2 separate regions of the Homo sapiens genome follow, and region 1 is linked to region 2. The links are chromatin loops, found by intact Hi-C in ENCODE. Cell type or tissue: B cell. All regions are shown on one strand. Links, peaks and the distances in the headings refer to the core of each region. The heading gives the core; the rest is flanking DNA. Region 1 has its middle 22 kb from the start of C16orf87. Region 2 has its middle 45 kb from the start of DNAJA2-DT.

What was found. A loop is a pair of places that touch in the nucleus more often than their neighbours do. Peaks named below come from ENCODE experiments on the same cell type or tissue, not always from the same donor. Only the 100,000 strongest peaks of a DNase experiment are listed, where the experiment ranks them.
Region 1: a loop joins it to region 2, with 24 times the contacts of the local background. A loop is called at or near these places in 10 of 110 quality-filtered maps.

What each region holds. Positions count from the first base shown.
Region 1 is chr16:46,848,918-46,857,250 of GRCh38, reverse strand. No RefSeq gene overlaps it. Among named protein-coding and RNA genes, the nearest start is that of C16orf87, 22 kb to the right of the region's middle. RefSeq lists an enhancer at 6,130-6,199. In B cell, for the core only: CTCF peaks have their summits at 2,944 and 3,144 (motif pointing left); a DNase peak (open chromatin) is centred at 3,120.
Region 2 is chr16:47,014,810-47,023,142 of GRCh38, reverse strand. No RefSeq gene overlaps it. Among named protein-coding and RNA genes, the nearest start is that of DNAJA2-DT, 45 kb to the right of the region's middle. In B cell, for the core only: CTCF peaks have their summits at 3,374, 4,639 and 4,839; DNase peaks (open chromatin) are centred at 4,732 and 6,362; H3K27ac peaks cover 1,128 bases.

The DNA.
Region 1 (8,333 bases), core at 35-8,034, 170 kb after region 2:
TTACTAAGGTCCTACTACCAGGCACTGATATCATCAGAGACTGTCTCCATATTCTTTGTATCCAGTCTTTTTTTTTTTTTTTGAGACGGAGTCTCGCTCTGTCTCCCAGGCTGGAGCGCAGTGGCACGATCTCGGCTCACTGCAACCTCCGCCTCCCAGGTTCAAGCAATTCTCCTGCCTCAGCCTCCTGAGAGTAGCTGGGACTACAGGCGCCGGCCACCATGCACGGCTAATTTTTGTATTTTTAATAGAGACGGGGTTTCACCATATTGGTCAGGCTGGTCTCGAACTCCCGACTTCAGGTTATCCACCCGCTTCAGCCTCCCAAAGTGCTGGGATTACAGGCGTGAGCCACCGCGCCCAGCTATGTATCCAGTCTTTTTCCACAAACATTCTACTTTTGGCCGGGCGCAGTGGCTCACGTCTGTAATCCCAGCACTTTGGGAGGCCGAGGTGGGCGGATCACAAGGTCAGGAGTTCGAGACCAGCCTGGCCAACATAGTGAAACCCTGTCTCTACTAAAAATACAAAAATTAGCCAGGTGTGGTGTCGTGCGCCTGTAGTCCCAGCTACTCAGGAGGCTGAGGCAGGAGAATCACTTGAACCTGGGAGGTGGAGGTTGCAGTGAGCCGAGATCGTGCCATTGTGCTCCAGCCTGGGTGACAGAGTGAGACTCTATCTTAAAAAAAAAAAAAAAAGAAAAGAAAAGAAGAAAAAAAAAACTACTTTTGATAAATCTCCTTTCTGTTGTTGTTACTGTTGTTTTTTTAGGCAGGGCCTCACTCTGTCACCAGGCTGAAGTGCAGCCATGTGATCATAGCTCACTGCAGCCTCAAACTCTTAGGCTCAAGTAGTCCTCCTGCTTCAGCCTTTGAAGTAGCTGGGACTACAGGCACATGCCAACATGTCCAGCTAATTAAAAAAAAAATTTAAAGAGATGGGGTCTTGCTGTGTTGCCCAGGCTGGTCTCAATCTCCTGGCCTCAAGGAATGCTCACACCTCAGCCTCCCAAAGTGCTGGGATTACAGGTGTGAGCCACCAAGCCCAGTCTGCCCCTTTATTTTCTACTGTTTTAAAAAAGGCATTGGCTTATCTAAAGGACCTAGTTCCTAGATAGTTACTTCCTGTTCTAGAGAGTTAATACAATGAGACTAAGGTCATCAAGTCCCACCAGAATACATCAGGCTATGTTACATGTCCATGTTTTCGAATACGCTTCAGAGGGAATCTTCTTCCTCTCCTTCATCTCTCTAATGCCTTCTCATTTTTCTAAAGTTAGGCCAATGTCATGACTCTGCTGGGAAACACTGTTGGAGCCCTCTGATTTTGATATTCCTTCCCCAGGCTCCCTTGAGTTCACCATTCTTGGAGAAAGCATTGCAACTGGACAGTGATCATTGATTTACTAGTCTGCCTCCATCATTAAGGTAGAGGCCAGAAAGGGACTATGTCAGATTGAACTTATTTTCCTCAGTTTCTAATAGACAATTATCAAATGAATGAACAAATGTACATTTCCTGAATACCCTCTATGTGCCAGTTACTGTATGAGGGTCTGGGGACACCAAGACCTTGTCCCTTTGAAGTTTATGGTCTAGTGGAAAGTTACACACTAGGTTAATAATCACACATATCACAATATTATCTTGAACTGATAAAGGGAAAAAACAGAATGCTTTGAAGGAAAAAAACAGAATGTTAGGAGACTGTCTGATAGGAGCGCCCAGAGATTGGATAAGCAGGACTTTTATCTGGGAAGAAGGGAGAGGGAGGGCTGGAAGTGCTTTCAGGACGTCCTGAAGTGTACCGAATGAGTAAACTGATGAAAGTGAGTGGGAGGGGGATGGAAACTCGCTCTCTGGTCATCGTGGGCATCGATGAATTGGTTTGTCTTGTGTCTTCTCCAGGTGGCAGGACCCTGATTTTTGGAGGATCCAAGCCTCCCTCATTCTCATCCTGACCTACCCCTCTTTCTAATAATGGGCACTTGACCTAGCCAAATTGAGTATGTCATCTACCAGGGCTCCTCCCATGTGATTAATTTAGGAATGAGTTTGAATTTAAGTCAAGTCTGGGATTCTTGGCATAACTAGGAAGAAAGACCTGCATTTCTTTCAGCACTTTGGATATTGTGCTTGAAAGAGAAGGGTAGAGATAGATGAAGACAAATTGATTTCTGATTTTTTTTGAGCACCTGGATCCAGCCATACCTGAAACTCGTGTGGCTACAGTTGTGTCTAAATTAACACACCTATGACTTTTAAAGCTATTAACTAGGCTGGGTGAAGTAGCTCATGCCTGTAATCCCAGCACTTTGTGAGGCTGAGGTCAGAGGATTGCTTGAGCCCAGGAGTTTCCAGCCTAGGCAACATAGGAAGACCTCGTCTCTACCAAAAACAAAAAACAAAAAACAAAAACAAAAACAAAACAAAACAAAACAAAACAAAAACATGGTGAGCACCTGTAGTCCCAGCTACTCAGGAGGCTGATGTGGGAGGATTACTTGAGCCTAGGAAGTTGAGGCTGCAGTGAGCCATGATAGTACCACTGCACTCTAGCCTGGATGTCTCAAAAAAAAAAAAAAAGCTATTAACTAAATAACTATCCCATCTTTTTATATGGCTTAGGCTAGTTTGCACAGGGCTTCAGGTACTTGCAAGACCAATGGCACTCATTTGCTAAGTCCAAAGAGGGTAAGGGAGGCCAGCTAAAGCGATTATGGAGGTCATCCAGCCAGGGAGAGCCCAAACACAGCAATCTTTCCTGCACCAGGAGAGTTCCCCCTAAGTGTCTGTATTCTGGTCTTCTCCTCAGAGACCCTGACCCTTGGGTTTCCATTTGTTTGAGTGTCTAGCAACAGGTGCACTGAGGGAGGGTGGTTGGAGAGAGATACCAATAGGAACCTTCCCAGGCCCTGACAGGGCAGGGAGTTCCAGGTACCCAAAGTGCTGGAAAATCACGAACTGCCTCTGCATTGGAGGAATGTGGACTAACCCTGATTTGAGAGTGGAGAGCCAGCAGGAGAGCTGGCTTTTGCTGGACTGCAAATGGTGAACCTGCTGGGCCAGGCAAGCTGGAATTGTTAATGGGCCTCAGTGAGCAACAACACCAGTGGGTCACAGCTGCCATCTAGCGCCGGATGCCGGCTTTTGCAAATTGTTTACTGGCTGTTTCCAGCTGAAAGGCCTTTCTGAGGGCCAATCTGGGGGGAAATGGGTAGGTCAGTACCTCTACCTTCATATTCAGGAAGAACCTTCAAATCAGACTTTCAGTATTATCTCTAAATCAGATTATTATACATATAGTCCCAGAGCCAAATTGACTAGATGACAAAAATGGGCAATCATTGCACAACATTAATTTCTGTTTCATTCCAAATCTCTAGAGTGTTATGATAGATTGATTAGATAGATAGATAGACAGACAGACATTTAAGGGCAGGCATGGTGGCTCATGTCTGTAATCCCAGCACCTTGGGGGCTGAGACCCGGAGATCACTTGAGTCCAGGAGTTTGAGGCCAGCCTGGGCAATATAGCAAGCTCGTCTCTACAAAAGATGGTGGTGCATCCCTGTGGTCCCAGCTACTCGTGAGGCTGAGTTGCTTGAACCCTGGAGTTTGAGGCTGCAGTGAGCTATGATAGCACCACTGCACACTCCAGCCTGGGCCACAGAGTGAGACCTGTCTCTTTAAAAAAAAAAAAAGATGGATTTTTTTAAAAGATGGATAGATGGATATTTTAAAAATAAATCCTGTAATGGTCCTATTTATGATTCAGGTTTCTGGCAGAAAATAGGCAGGTAGTGTAACTGCCCAGTGGGTTCACCTTTCCCACTGCCTAGACCTGCCTAGACAGGGGAATTGCAATGGAGAAAGAGTAATTCATGCAGAACCGGCTGTGCAGGGGACTGAAGTTTTATGATTACTCAAATCAGAGCATTCAGGGATCGAAGTTTTTGAAGATAATTTGGGAGATAGGGGCTTGGGAAGTGGGGAGTGCTGATGGTTGAGGTTGGAGATAGAATCGCAGGGGGTCGAAGTGAGGTTTTCTTTCTGTCTTCTGTTCCTGGGTGGGATGGCAGAACTGGTTGAGCCAGATTACGGGTCTTGGTGGTGTCAGCTGATCCATCAAGTGCAGGGTCTGCAAAATATCTCAAGCACTGATCTTAGGTTTTACATGGTGATGTTATCCCCAGGAGCAATTTGGAGAGGTTCAGACTCTTTGGAGCCAGAGTCTGCATGACCCCTAAACCACAATTTCTAATATTGTAGCTAATTTGTTAGTCTGGCAAAGGCAGACTGGGCCCCAGGCAAAAAGGGGTCTTTTCAGGAAAGGGCTATTATCAATTTTGTTTCAGAGTCAAACCATGAAACTGAATTCCTTCCCAAGGTTAGTTCGGCCTACACCCAGGAATGAGTAAGAACAGCTTAGGCTGGGCGAGGTGGCTCACGCCTGTAATCCTAGCACTTTGGGAGGCCAAGATGGGCAGATCACCTGAGGTCAGGAGTTCGAGACCAGCCTGGGCAACATGGTGAAACCCAGTCTCTACTAAAAATACAAAAATTAACCGGGCATGGTGGTGGGCACCTGTGATCCCAGCTTCTCGGGAGGCTGAGGCAGGAGAATTGCTTGAACCTGGGAGGCAGAGGTTGCAGTGAGCTGAGATTGTGCCACTGCACTCTAGCCTGGGCAACAGAGTGAGACTCCATCTCAAAAAAAAAAAAAAAAAGGAGAGCTTAAAGGTTAGAAGCAAGATAGAGTGGATTAAGTCTGATCTCTTTCACTGTCATAATTTCCTCAGTTATAAATTTTGCAAAGGCGGTTTCAGTAGTACACTACAAAGGGATGCCTGGGGAGAGTTTAATGATAGGCTACTAACAAAGGTGTGAGAAGGGACCAAAGGAAACAATCAAAGTCCAGGGAAGCAGGCCAGGGTCAGTGATTGGAGGAAGCTGCTTCCACCCTCCAGAACTGATGGGACAGGAAGAGGGCAGGAGCTCAGCAGGATGGCTCCGTAGGCCAGAGCTCCTGCACAGGCACCAACCCCAGGGGCTGGTTCTTGGTTGGGTTTGGAGAAGTACTCCCTAAGATGTGGATTCAGGTGAGACTGACTCGTTAAGGAGTGCTCCCAGGGGAGAGGGAAAATGGAGTAGCAGGGAGCAGGGCAGAGGAGAGGAAGCCAGCAGGTGTGACCGCAGGCATACCTGTGGAGGTAGCTCCAGCTTGACCTGCAGGGCAACTCTGAAGGGGAAGTTGTTTCAGGAGGTCTGACTGCAGGCCAAGAGCTTGGCATCGAACTCCTGACCTATCAGTCATTGATCAAATGGGAGGGCAGGAGGAGAAGTGGGGGAGTCATCCCAGGCACTTTGACTTTTTGCATGTTGGGTTGAACCAAGTATCTTCAAGAATGATTTACTTATAGGCTGGGCGTGGTGGCTCATGCCTGTAACCCCAGCACTTTGGGAGGCTGAGATGGGCGGATCAGTTGAGGCTAGGAGTTCGAGACCAGCCTGCCCAACATGGTGAAACCCCAACTCTACTAAAAATACACAAATTAGCAGGGTGTGGTGGTGGGCACCTGTAATCCCAGCTACTGGGGAAGCTGAGGCAGGAGAATCACTTGAACCTGGGAGGCAGAGGTTGCAGTGAGTTGCGATCATGCCACTGCACTCTGGCCTGGATGACAGAGCAAGACTCCATCTCAAAGAAAAAAAAAATTTTTACTCATAATTTAATAATGACTTTGTGAGAAGTACAGCAATAATGTGTGAGAGGTTTTAATTATAATGTATGTTATTTGTTGAATTCTAAAGTACTCCACAGGTGTTTTGATAGACACCTGTTTGGGGTTAGCAACATACTTTCTGGTTAAACATCACAAGGGATTACACATTTCTCTTCTCACCAAAACTGCTCCTGTAAGTGGTATGTAAATATGACGGGCCTCCTTTTTCTCTTAAACTCAACATGATATTCTGGCTTCACTCATTTGCTTTCTAGCAGCCGCCCCATGTTAGCCTTGCCAAATGGTCAGTCTTCTATTTGGTAGGTTTTATAAGTCCTAAAAGTCTTACTTCAGAAATAGCTCTAATAAACCAAGCATGGAAAATTTCACTCATTTCTTCTGAGGCTGTAGAATTTGCATCCATTTTTTTCCGCAGCTGTCACAACTGTTGCAGATGCCTCTGACCAGCCCACAAGGTTGACTAGCCTGCTATACTCTACAGAGCAACTGAAAAGCATACAGAGATCCAAAGGAATATGGGTAAAGCCAGGAAAGCTGCTGTGAGTGGGGATGGGGGACCAGTGAGGTGTAGTGTGTCTGGAAGGAAGATGCAGAGATGGAGTTTGAAGTATCAGAGGTGTGTTTGGGGGAAAGGGCAAGAGCTGTGAAGGATAAAGGAGGAGGAAGTAGGGTTGGGCAGGGAGAGGCTCAGAACACAATCAGATCTTACATTATCTGCCGAGCTCTGGAGCAAAGATTACCTATTACAACAGTCATGCATTAGGCAAAAATGACCAGGCCCTGGTACACTTTGCTATGTCTGGTCATTGGCTGGTGGCTGACTGAGCCAGGCATGAATCCTAAAGGTGGTACAGCTGGAGGCTGGTAACTAACTACGCTCCTTGCAGCTGAATGGCAAGTGTTTGTGTTTTTGGTTTTGTTTTGTTTTTTGAGACAGGGTCTTTCTCTGTTGCATAGGCTCAGGTGCAGTGGCACAAACAGCTCACTGCAGCCTCAAACTCCCAGGCTCAAGTGATCCTCCTGCCTCAGCCTCCCAAGTAGGTGGGATTATAGGTGTGCAACATCATGCCTGCTCATTATTTTTTTTTTTTTACAGGGATGGCATCTTGCTATGTTGTTCAGGCTCTTCTCAAACTCCTGGCATCAAGTTGTCAGAGCCGTTTGAACTGGAGCAACTCCATCTTGAATAGGGGCTCAGTAAAATAAGGCTGAAACCTACTGGGCTGCATTCCCAGATGGTAAGGCATTCTAAGTCACAGGATGGAATAGGAGGTCAGCACAAGATACAGGTCATAAGGACCTTGCTGATAAAACAGGTTGCAGTAAAGAAGCCGGCTAAAACCCACCAAAACTGAGATAGCCACCAGAGTGACCTCTGGTCATCTTCACTGCTACACTCCCACCAGTGCCATGACAGTTTACAAATGCCATGGCAACATCAGGAAGCCACCCTATATGGTCTAAAAGTGGGAGGCATGAATAATCCACTCCTTGCTTAGTATATAATCAATAAATAACCATAAAAATGGGCAACCAGCAGCCCTCGGGGCTGCTTTGCCTATGGAGTAGCCATTCTTTTATTCCTTTACTTTCCTAATAAACTTGCTTTTACCTTATAGACTTGCTCTGAATTCTTTCTTGCGTGAGATCCAAGAACCTTCTATTGGGGTCTTGATCAGGACCCCCTTCCAGTAACAAAGTGATTCTTCCTCCTCAGCCTCCCAAAGTGCTGGGATGAAAGGTGTGAGTCACCATACCAGCCTGCAAGTTATTTTTGAAAAGAAATCCAAGTGGAGCATTTTCATGGCTGCCACACTTAATGAAATGTAGTGTATTTGGCTATTCCAGCCATCCCTCCAACACCAATAAGGAAGACCCTACCTGCAAGGGGTACAGAAACAAGGGGCAGAGAGAGAAATGGGGCCCTGATGGCTCACATGAGTGCATAGATCCAGCTGTGCCTGAAGCCCATCAGATTCTTGGCTCTTTTGGTTATGTGAGCCAGGAAATACTCTTTTTGCTTAAGCCATTTTGAGTTGAGTTTTTATTTCACAAAATTTCTGATTCCTGATTTATATACTCTCTGAGTTTCATGTTCCTTAACTGTAAGATGGGGCTCATGATTCCACTTTGCAGGGTTTGAGAGAAAGAACGACAAGTAATATAAAGGACAAGCTGCAAAGTAGATGCCCAATAAATAGTAAATAGCATGAAAGGGAAAAGCAAAGGAGGCAAAGCAAGGTGTGGGACTCCTGGAGACTCCTCTGTGCCCAGGGCAGGCAGCAGGCTGAGTTCAGTGCTCAGCGAGGGTGGTGGCTGGCTTGGGCTGTCTAGAGTTACCCAGCTACAAAGGAGGCTGCCTCCTGAGCTGCTTTGAGCCTGTGGCTTTTCAACAATGAATGTGCCCACCCAGTGTGTTATTAGCTCTGTAGGAGGAGAAGAAAAGCACTCTTTCTAGCCAAAAATAAGGCTTCTCATACTCTTTATCTTCATCTGGACAGTTTTGGGGGTTTTGTTTTATTTATTTATTTATTTATTTATTTATTTATTTATTTATTTTATTTTTTTTCGAGATGAAGTCTTGCTC
Region 2 (8,333 bases), core at 59-8,058:
AAAAGTCACATCTGGTAACTCATTTGTCTAGAAGAGTTGATGAACCAGGACACTGCTTTCCTTGACCATGTTGGAAAATAGGAAGCTCACGTCCTTGTTGTACAGGAACACAGTAGACAGGATGGTTAACATGAGTCTGAGCTCATTTTTAGCTTAATATAGACACAAACACCTAGATACAGAAATAATCATAGATTTGTGTGCATGCATGGGTTGGTATGCATGTACATTTTTCCCAGCTCTGCCCACTGAGCGGGCCTCAGTAGTGATGACCACAGCCAATATCAAGTCTTGTTTGCTAAACAGTGTTCTCCAATGAAAGGAACCAGGGCTCCTTGGAGAAATGGTTGATGCTAGAAGTAGAGCAAGGCAAATACAAGATAAGCCTGGAGCATCTTGCAATGCCAGAAAGTTTAAAAGAGCTTAAAAAACAAAAAAGATCGGGGCGTGTGGGCAGGTCACAGGGACCCCAGGGCCAACCGGAAAGAACTCCAACAGCCGAAGCTGGAATAATCTGAGCAACAAAATAATGATAGTACTGGACTATAACCTAAAATATAACATAAATACACTTGCGTCCATACACTGCGTCCCAGAAGATCATAATTTATTTATGACGGAAAAGATTAATAAATAGAAGAGACAAATCTTCCTCGAAGAAGAATGCATGTTGATGCTCCCCGCCAGGAAGTGGAGCTTAACCTCCATCTCACCCTATATGGGCCACACCTAGTATTTTCCTTCTTTTTTAAAAAAATAATTTTAAAATAGGCCAGGTACAGTAGCTCATACCTGTAATCCCAGCACTTTGGGAGGACAAGGCAGGTAGATCACTTGAGGTCAGGAGTTCAAGACCAGCCTGGCCAACATGGTGAAACCTCATCTCTACAAAAATACAAAAATTAGTCAGGTGTGGTGGTGGGCGCCTGTAATCCCAGCTACTTAGGAGGCTGAGGCATGAGAATCGCTTGAACCAGGAGGTGGAGGTTACAGTGAGCCATGATCACACCACTGTACTCTAGCCTGGACAACAAACTGAGACCTTGTCTCAAAAAAAAAAAAAAAAATTGGCCGGACACGGTGGCTCACGCCTGTAATCCCAGCACTTTGGGAGGCTGAGGTGGGCGGATCACAAGGTCAGGAGTTCAAGACCAGCCTGGCCAACATAGTGAAACCCCGTCTGTACCAAAAAAGTACAAAAATTAGCTGGGTGTGGTGGCACGCACCTTTAGTACCAGCTACTCAGGAGGCTGAGGCAGGAGAATCTCCTGAACCCAGGAGGCAGAGGTTGCAGTAAGCTGAGACAGCACCATTGCATTCTAGCTTGGGAGACAGAGCAAGATGCTGTCTCAAAAAAAAAATTGTAAAACAAGAATTTTTTTTTTTTTACATAAATAGAGAGCCGGGCAGGGTGGTTCACGCCTGTAATCCCAGCACTTTGGGAGGCCAAGGCGAGTGGATCTCCTGAAGTCAGGAGTTCAGGACCAGCCTGGCCAACATGGTAAAATCCTGTCTCTACTAAAAATACAGAAATTAGCCAAGTGTGGTGACAGGCGCCTGTACTCCAAGCTACTCGGGAGGCTGAGGCAGGAGAATCACTTGAACCCGGGAGGCGGAGGTTGCAGCAAGCCGAGATCATGCCATTGCACTCCAGCCTGGGTGACAACAGCAAAACTGCGTCTCAAATAAATAAATAGAGATGGGGTTTAACCATTTTGCCCAGGCTGGTCTTGAATTCCTGGGCTCAAGTGATCCACCCACCTTGGCCTCCCAAAGTGTGGGATTACAGGCATGAGCCATCATGTCCAGCCTTCTAAATTTTATTATTGTTAATTTTTGTAAAGAGGAGGTCTTGCTATGTTGCCCAGGCTGATCTCAAACTCCTGGTCTCAAGTGATTCTCCTGCCTTGGCCTCCTAAAGAGCCAGGATTACAGGCGTGAGCGACTGCACCCAGCCTATTTTGTAATTTTAATGAGAAGAGCCATGTTATTCCTCTCAAATGGTTCAAGGTCACATGGTCCTAATGTTTGCTATTTACAATCCCATTGTCTTCTAGGCTTTGGCGCTTTATTCATTATTTTATTTTTAAAAAGCAGAACGTGGAATCTAGGATCCCTTATTTTTATCATTTCTTGAAGAACAACAAAAATGATTGTGAAGCAACTGCAAGTTTAAGGTATGCTAAAAAAGACTAATAATAATCCCAGCACTTTGGGAAGCCAAGGCGATGGATCATGAGGTCAGGAGTTCAAGACCAGCCTGGCCAACATAGTGAAACCACATCTCTACTAAAAATACAAAAATTAGCCAGGCGCAGTGGCAGGTGCCTGTAATCCCGGCTACTCAGGAGGCTTAGGCAGGAGAATTGCTTGAACCCAGGAGGCAGAGGTTGCAGTAAGCCAAGATCGCGCCACTGCACTCTAGCCTGTGCAACAGAAGACTCCCATCTCAAAAAAAAAAAAAAAAAAAAAAGACTAATAATAAAGGCCGGGCATGGTGGCTCACACTTGTAATCCCAGCACTTTGGGAGGCTGAGGAGGATGGATTGCTTGAGGTCAGGAGTTCAAGACTAGCCTGACCAACATGGTGAAACCCCATCTCTACTGAAAATACAAAATTAGCCAGGTGTGGTGGTGCATGCTTGTAATCCCAGCTACTCGGAGACTGAGGCAGGAGAATCGCTTGAACCTGGGAGGCAGAGGTTACAGTGAGCTGAGATTGTGCCACTGCACTCCAGCCTGGGCTACAGAGCAAGATTTTGTCTCAAAAACAAACAAACAAATGACTAATAATAAATCAATAGAACATTTGCTAATTTGCCAAGGCTTGTTTTAAATTAAGTGTAAATTATAAAGAAAAAATATCCTGGCCGAGTGCAATGGCGCATGCCTATAATCCCAGCACTTTGGGAGGCCAAGGCGGGCAGATCACAAGGTCAGGAGATCGAGACCATCCTGGCTAACCCGGTGAAACCCCATCTCTACTAAAAATACAAAAACAAAATTAGCAGGGTGTGGTAGCAGGTGCCTGTAGTCCCAGCTACTCAGGAGGCTGAGGTAAGAGAATGGCGTGAACCTGGGAGGTGGAGCTTGCAGTGAGCCAAGATCGCACCACTGCACTCCAGCCTGGGCAACAGAGTGAGACTCTATGTCAAAAAAAAAAAAAAAAAGAATAAAAAGAAAAAATATCATATCCCACCAATACCCTTGGAGGCATTTCCTCTGCATTTAGTGCCTGGAATGCATTCTGATTTTCCAAGGCTCCTTCCGCAGCTCTTGTCATTCATGTCCTTTTCTAAAAGGCATTTTCTCCATGTGCAAATTTCTTTCAGCGCAAATGTTTGCTCTATGCTTATTCTCTGAAGAAAGATACCAACAGTGCCACCATTTGGAAGGAGTTTTAATTGCTCACTGGATTAAAAATAATCTCTCTACTGTCTGTATTTATTTGATATAAGCTGCCAAAACTTACCTATGGAGTCTCATGCTTTCACTTTTATAACAAAAGAAGTATAAACCAGAAAGTCTAAAATAAAAGTCACAACCTGGCAACCCACAGGCCAAATTGGGCACACAGGTTTATTTTAGTAAGTCCCATATAACTTAAAAAAAATCAAACAATTTTACATGAAAATCTGGATTTCTATATTCTCTTGAAACAGCAGTTCTGGCAACCTGGGGCTCACATTTCCATATGGCTACAACTAGCTGGACCTGAAAAGAGCGTTCCTCATCGAGCTGACTTATGGGCCCTCCAGAACACCACAGTCCTCTTCCATCCAAATTGTACAACATCCAGCTTGCCCCACACGTGTCTCTCTGCAGTGCATCGAATTTCCCAGTCCTGATCTAGAATATCAAATACCTTCTTGGTCTAAATGATTTCCTTCAAAATGTCATAAAGAGAAAAAGAAAATCACTAATGACATGAAGCAAAATGAACCTTGTACAAACCTTATATAAAACAAGCTTAAAGCCATTACTTTACACATTTCTACAATGAAATAATAATTTTTTAAATTTTTTTGTAGAGATGGGAGTCTCACGATGTTGCCCAGGCTGCTCTGGAACTTCTGGCCTTAAGCAATCCACCTCCCTCGGCCTCCCAAACTGCTGGGATTACAGGTGTGAGCCACCACGCCTGGCCCAACACCATCTTATTGTAAGTGTTCTACTTTTAAAATGATACTCTCGAAGCTGTCAGCCAAAATTTGGGGTTCTTGATACAACACTACTCAGGGCAAGAAACAAAGTCACTTTCCAACCAGTCCCTGTGGTCCCAGTCTTATGAAGTCTTAGCAACTTTTTTTTTTTTTAACAATCTTGCTCTGTCACCCAGCCTGGAGTGCGGTGATGCAATCTTGGCTCACTGCAACCTCCGCCTCCCATGCTCAAGCAATTCTTCTGTCTCAGCCTCCTGAGTAGCTGGGACTACAGGCGTGTGCCAAGACGCCCAGCTAATTTTTGTATTTTAAGTAGAGACGGGGTCTGGCCATGTCGATCAGGCTGGTCTCGAACTCCTGGCCTCAAGTGATCCACCCACACAGCCTCTTAGCAACTTTGAATTACATGCTTGGTGTTTTCCTAAATTTGAGGTGTAATGGTGGCTAGAAAACATCAGTTCTCAGATGATGAAGCATGATCAATGGTGTTGAAAGAGGGAAACAGATGAGTGCCTTTACTGCCTCCTTCACCATAGTAACAGCACAGCTAGAGAGATGTGAAACTTTGCTGCGAAAATGACAGAGCCTGCTCCAGGCAGAGCGGCACAAACACAACTGAGAGTGCACTCCTGCATTCTGACCACAGGTGGCACCTGAGCGTGTCGTAGTCGTCCACATCCCAACTGTTCAGGCTATGTTGGACACTGACTTTCTAACGTCTGTGCCTTAAGCAAAACTGTACGTTTTCACTTCTTTCCTAAAAACTTCATCTGTAATAACACTAGACAGCAAAAAAAGGACCTGATTTTTTTTCAGCCTAATAGAATGTATATCCCACTTTAGTCCGTATTTATTATAATAAAATTGTTTTTGTTTTAAGTATTTCTAAATTATCCCCTATCCCCGACATCTTACAGCCCTAAATCAAGAGCCATACACATTATGTCTTGGACTCATGATCTTTTATATCCATCTGTCTATGGTCAGTGGGAGTTGGTACAGAAGTATCTGGAAAGTGGGGTCAGAGGCAGGAAATCACAAAGGCCAGTTGTCCAGCAGGGAGAGAGGACCAGTGTGAGCCTGCGAGACACAGGCACCTCCCATGCCCCACCTGAAACTACTCTATCTCCTGAGACTAAAGGCTTGATCCAGGCCACCTTCTGGACCCGGTGGCTCCGCCTCCCACCTGGGCCATCTGAGCTGCCCTCCTTAGGGCTTCTCTTCTCAGGACAGACAAAGAACAGAATCTATGCCCTCTGCTTCAGGCTTGCCAAAACCCTGCGCGTTCTAACCTTATGACATGGGACAGAAAGAAGATCAAACTTTAGGACATAGAGCCCTCAGGAAAATTAAATGCACACCAGGTAGCGCATTTCTACTAGATTATTCTTTACTGTTTTTGTTTTGTTTTGTTTGTTTGTTTTTGAAAACGGAGACTCACTCTGTTTCCCAGGCTGGAGTGCAGTGGCGTGATCTCGGCTCACTGCAACCTCTGCCTCCTGGTTTCAAGTGATTCTTGTGCCTCAGCCTCCTGAGTAGCTGGAACTACGGGTCATGCCACCACACCCGGCAAATTTTTTTGTATTTTTAGTAGAGATGGGATTTCACCATGTTGGCCAGGCTGGTCTCCAACTCCTGAACCTCAGGTGATCCACCTGCCTCAGCCTCCCAAAGTGCTGGGATAACAGCTGTGAGCCACTACTCCCAGCCTAGATTATTCTTTACATGATGTCACAGGAAGGGCTAATTGCTATGGGACCAGATACAGGTGAAGGAGAAGACCAGCCGGGCAGAACTAAGACCAAAAGAACTAAGACCAAAAGAACTAAGACCAAAAGAAATGCGAAGAGAATAATAACGCTGTAGTAGAAGAAGGTTCACCTTTGCCCTTCCCTACCCCCTGCCTGCATTTATCCCACACAAAAGCAAAAGAGGCCTTGATTGAGGGGCTGGCAGACTGGGTGGGGCAAGAAAAGAGAAGAGAGGGAAAGTGATGAATGTGGATAATGGGAACCAGTGCTTTCCCATAGACATTGTGGAAGAAAACACGTTGCAAGCAAAGGATCTGAGAGCATAGGAGGCCTGTGTTCCCCTGTGTGGGAAAGTTGCAAAACCCCAGAAAGGAAATGAACACATAGGCGTCTAGGGGAATGTGGTCACAGAGGGTGACAGTTACTTCCTAAGCCTGTGCACAGCAATGGAGGCCACAGAAGAATAGCCCTGACCCTATTCACGACAGCATGGACCAGTCCACCGGACCTGACCAGGCAGACGTGGATGGATGGCTGTGTGGACACCTGGTAGGCAACATAGAGGACAAACCCCAACTTCCTGGTATTACAGAAGCCCTGGGGCTTAGACAATACCCCAGGGCAGGGAAGAATGCCACATTTCCACAACCTTAGTCAACTGGGGGTCCTGGGTAGAAGTTAAATTGGGTTATAGGCCAGGTGTGGTGGCTCACGCCTGTAATCCTAGCACTTTGGGAGGCAGAGGCTGGCCAATCACCTGAGGTCAGGAGTTTGAGACCAACTTCGCAAACATGGTGAAACCTCATCTCTACTAAAAAAATACAAAACTTAGCTGGGTGTGGTGGTCCGTCCCTGTAATCCTAGCGACCCGGGAGGCGGAGGCTGCAGAACTGCTGGAACCCAGGAGGCGGAGGCTGCAGTGAGCCGAGATTGCGCCACTGCACTCCAGCCTGGGCAACAGAGCAAGACTCTGTCTCAAAAAATAAATAAATAAATAGGCTACAGAACAATAGAAAATGCTCTATTTCTTGAACACCTCAGCTGTATATCCACCACAAAGTAGAAATTGGTCTCGTTTTGGGCAAGAATGACAGCACTGTGAATTTTAAGTCATAAAACATTCCCTGCCACACACACCATGGTCAGTGTGTCTGAATAATGCGTGGTATTGTATTACTTATTGGAAATGAGTGGTTTATTTTATGATCTAAATTTTAAACCCTTTAATATGCCTCCCAAGGGATCATCTGATTTGGAAAAAGAAAAAGAAAATCTAAAGAATGAATAAGACTACAGAAAAAATATAAACGGTTCTATTGGATTTTTTCTAATATGAACTCTGCATTGGCCAAAGAAGGTAAAATAATAAACCCGTCTGTTTTGGGGTACAGTTTTTATCAAACTTTGGTGAAAATGGAAAGATGTATGTTGCATGCCCTTATTTGTATACAGAATGGGGATATATATGCATAGAAAATACCTGCGATGATGTCTAAGACACAATTATTAACAGAAATTGCTTCCTGGTGGAGGGGACTAGGGATCCAGAGTGGGGAAGAAATCATTTTCTACTTATGCATGTATTACTTTAATTTTAAAAGCAACATCAGCAATTAGCCAAAGAAAAAGCCAAGGTCATCTGTAGGTCAAAACTATCAGGAAAGTAGGCTGAGGAAGCAAATGAGCAAAGAGTAGGATAAAGGAGGATGCCAGAACTGCGGGCACGCAGCTCCTACAGTTTTGGTTCCAGATTCCTGGTGATGTGTCTTAGTCCATTTTGGCTGCTACAACAAAATACCATCAACTGATGTCTTCTAAATGACAGAAATGTATTGTTCATATTTCTGGAGGCTGGGAAGTCCAAGATAAGGCATGAGCAGATCTGGTGTTTGGCAAGGGCCTGTTTCTGATTCATTGATGATGACTTTTTGCTGTGTTTGAATGAGCTCCCTCAGGCCAATTGTATGAGAGTACTGATCACCTCTCAAGAGGGCCCATCTCCCAACATCATCTTGGGGGTTAGAGATTCAACCTGTGAATTTGGGGAGGACACAAAGTTTCCAACCATAGTATGGTGTTTTCTAGTCTTGGATCCCAGAGTTCAAACCTTGTAAATCCTATCCCATTTTTATCAAAAATAGAGATTTATTATGTCAATGTGACATAATGGCATAAAGCACTAAACCATTTGACAGGGCATCCTTTCAAAAGTGAAAAGCAGTGTTTGATTATATAGCTTCCCCACTAATCCTTGTTACCAACAGCTACTTAATCTAATCCTGAAGATGGAGTACAATATTCTTTCTGCAACACACTGAATACTCACTTCAATTTATTGTATTTTTTCTAAATATACCTCTCTTCCTTCTGGCAGCAGGGACATTTCATTAGCAAATAAATGGAGTCTTGTGCCCTTCTG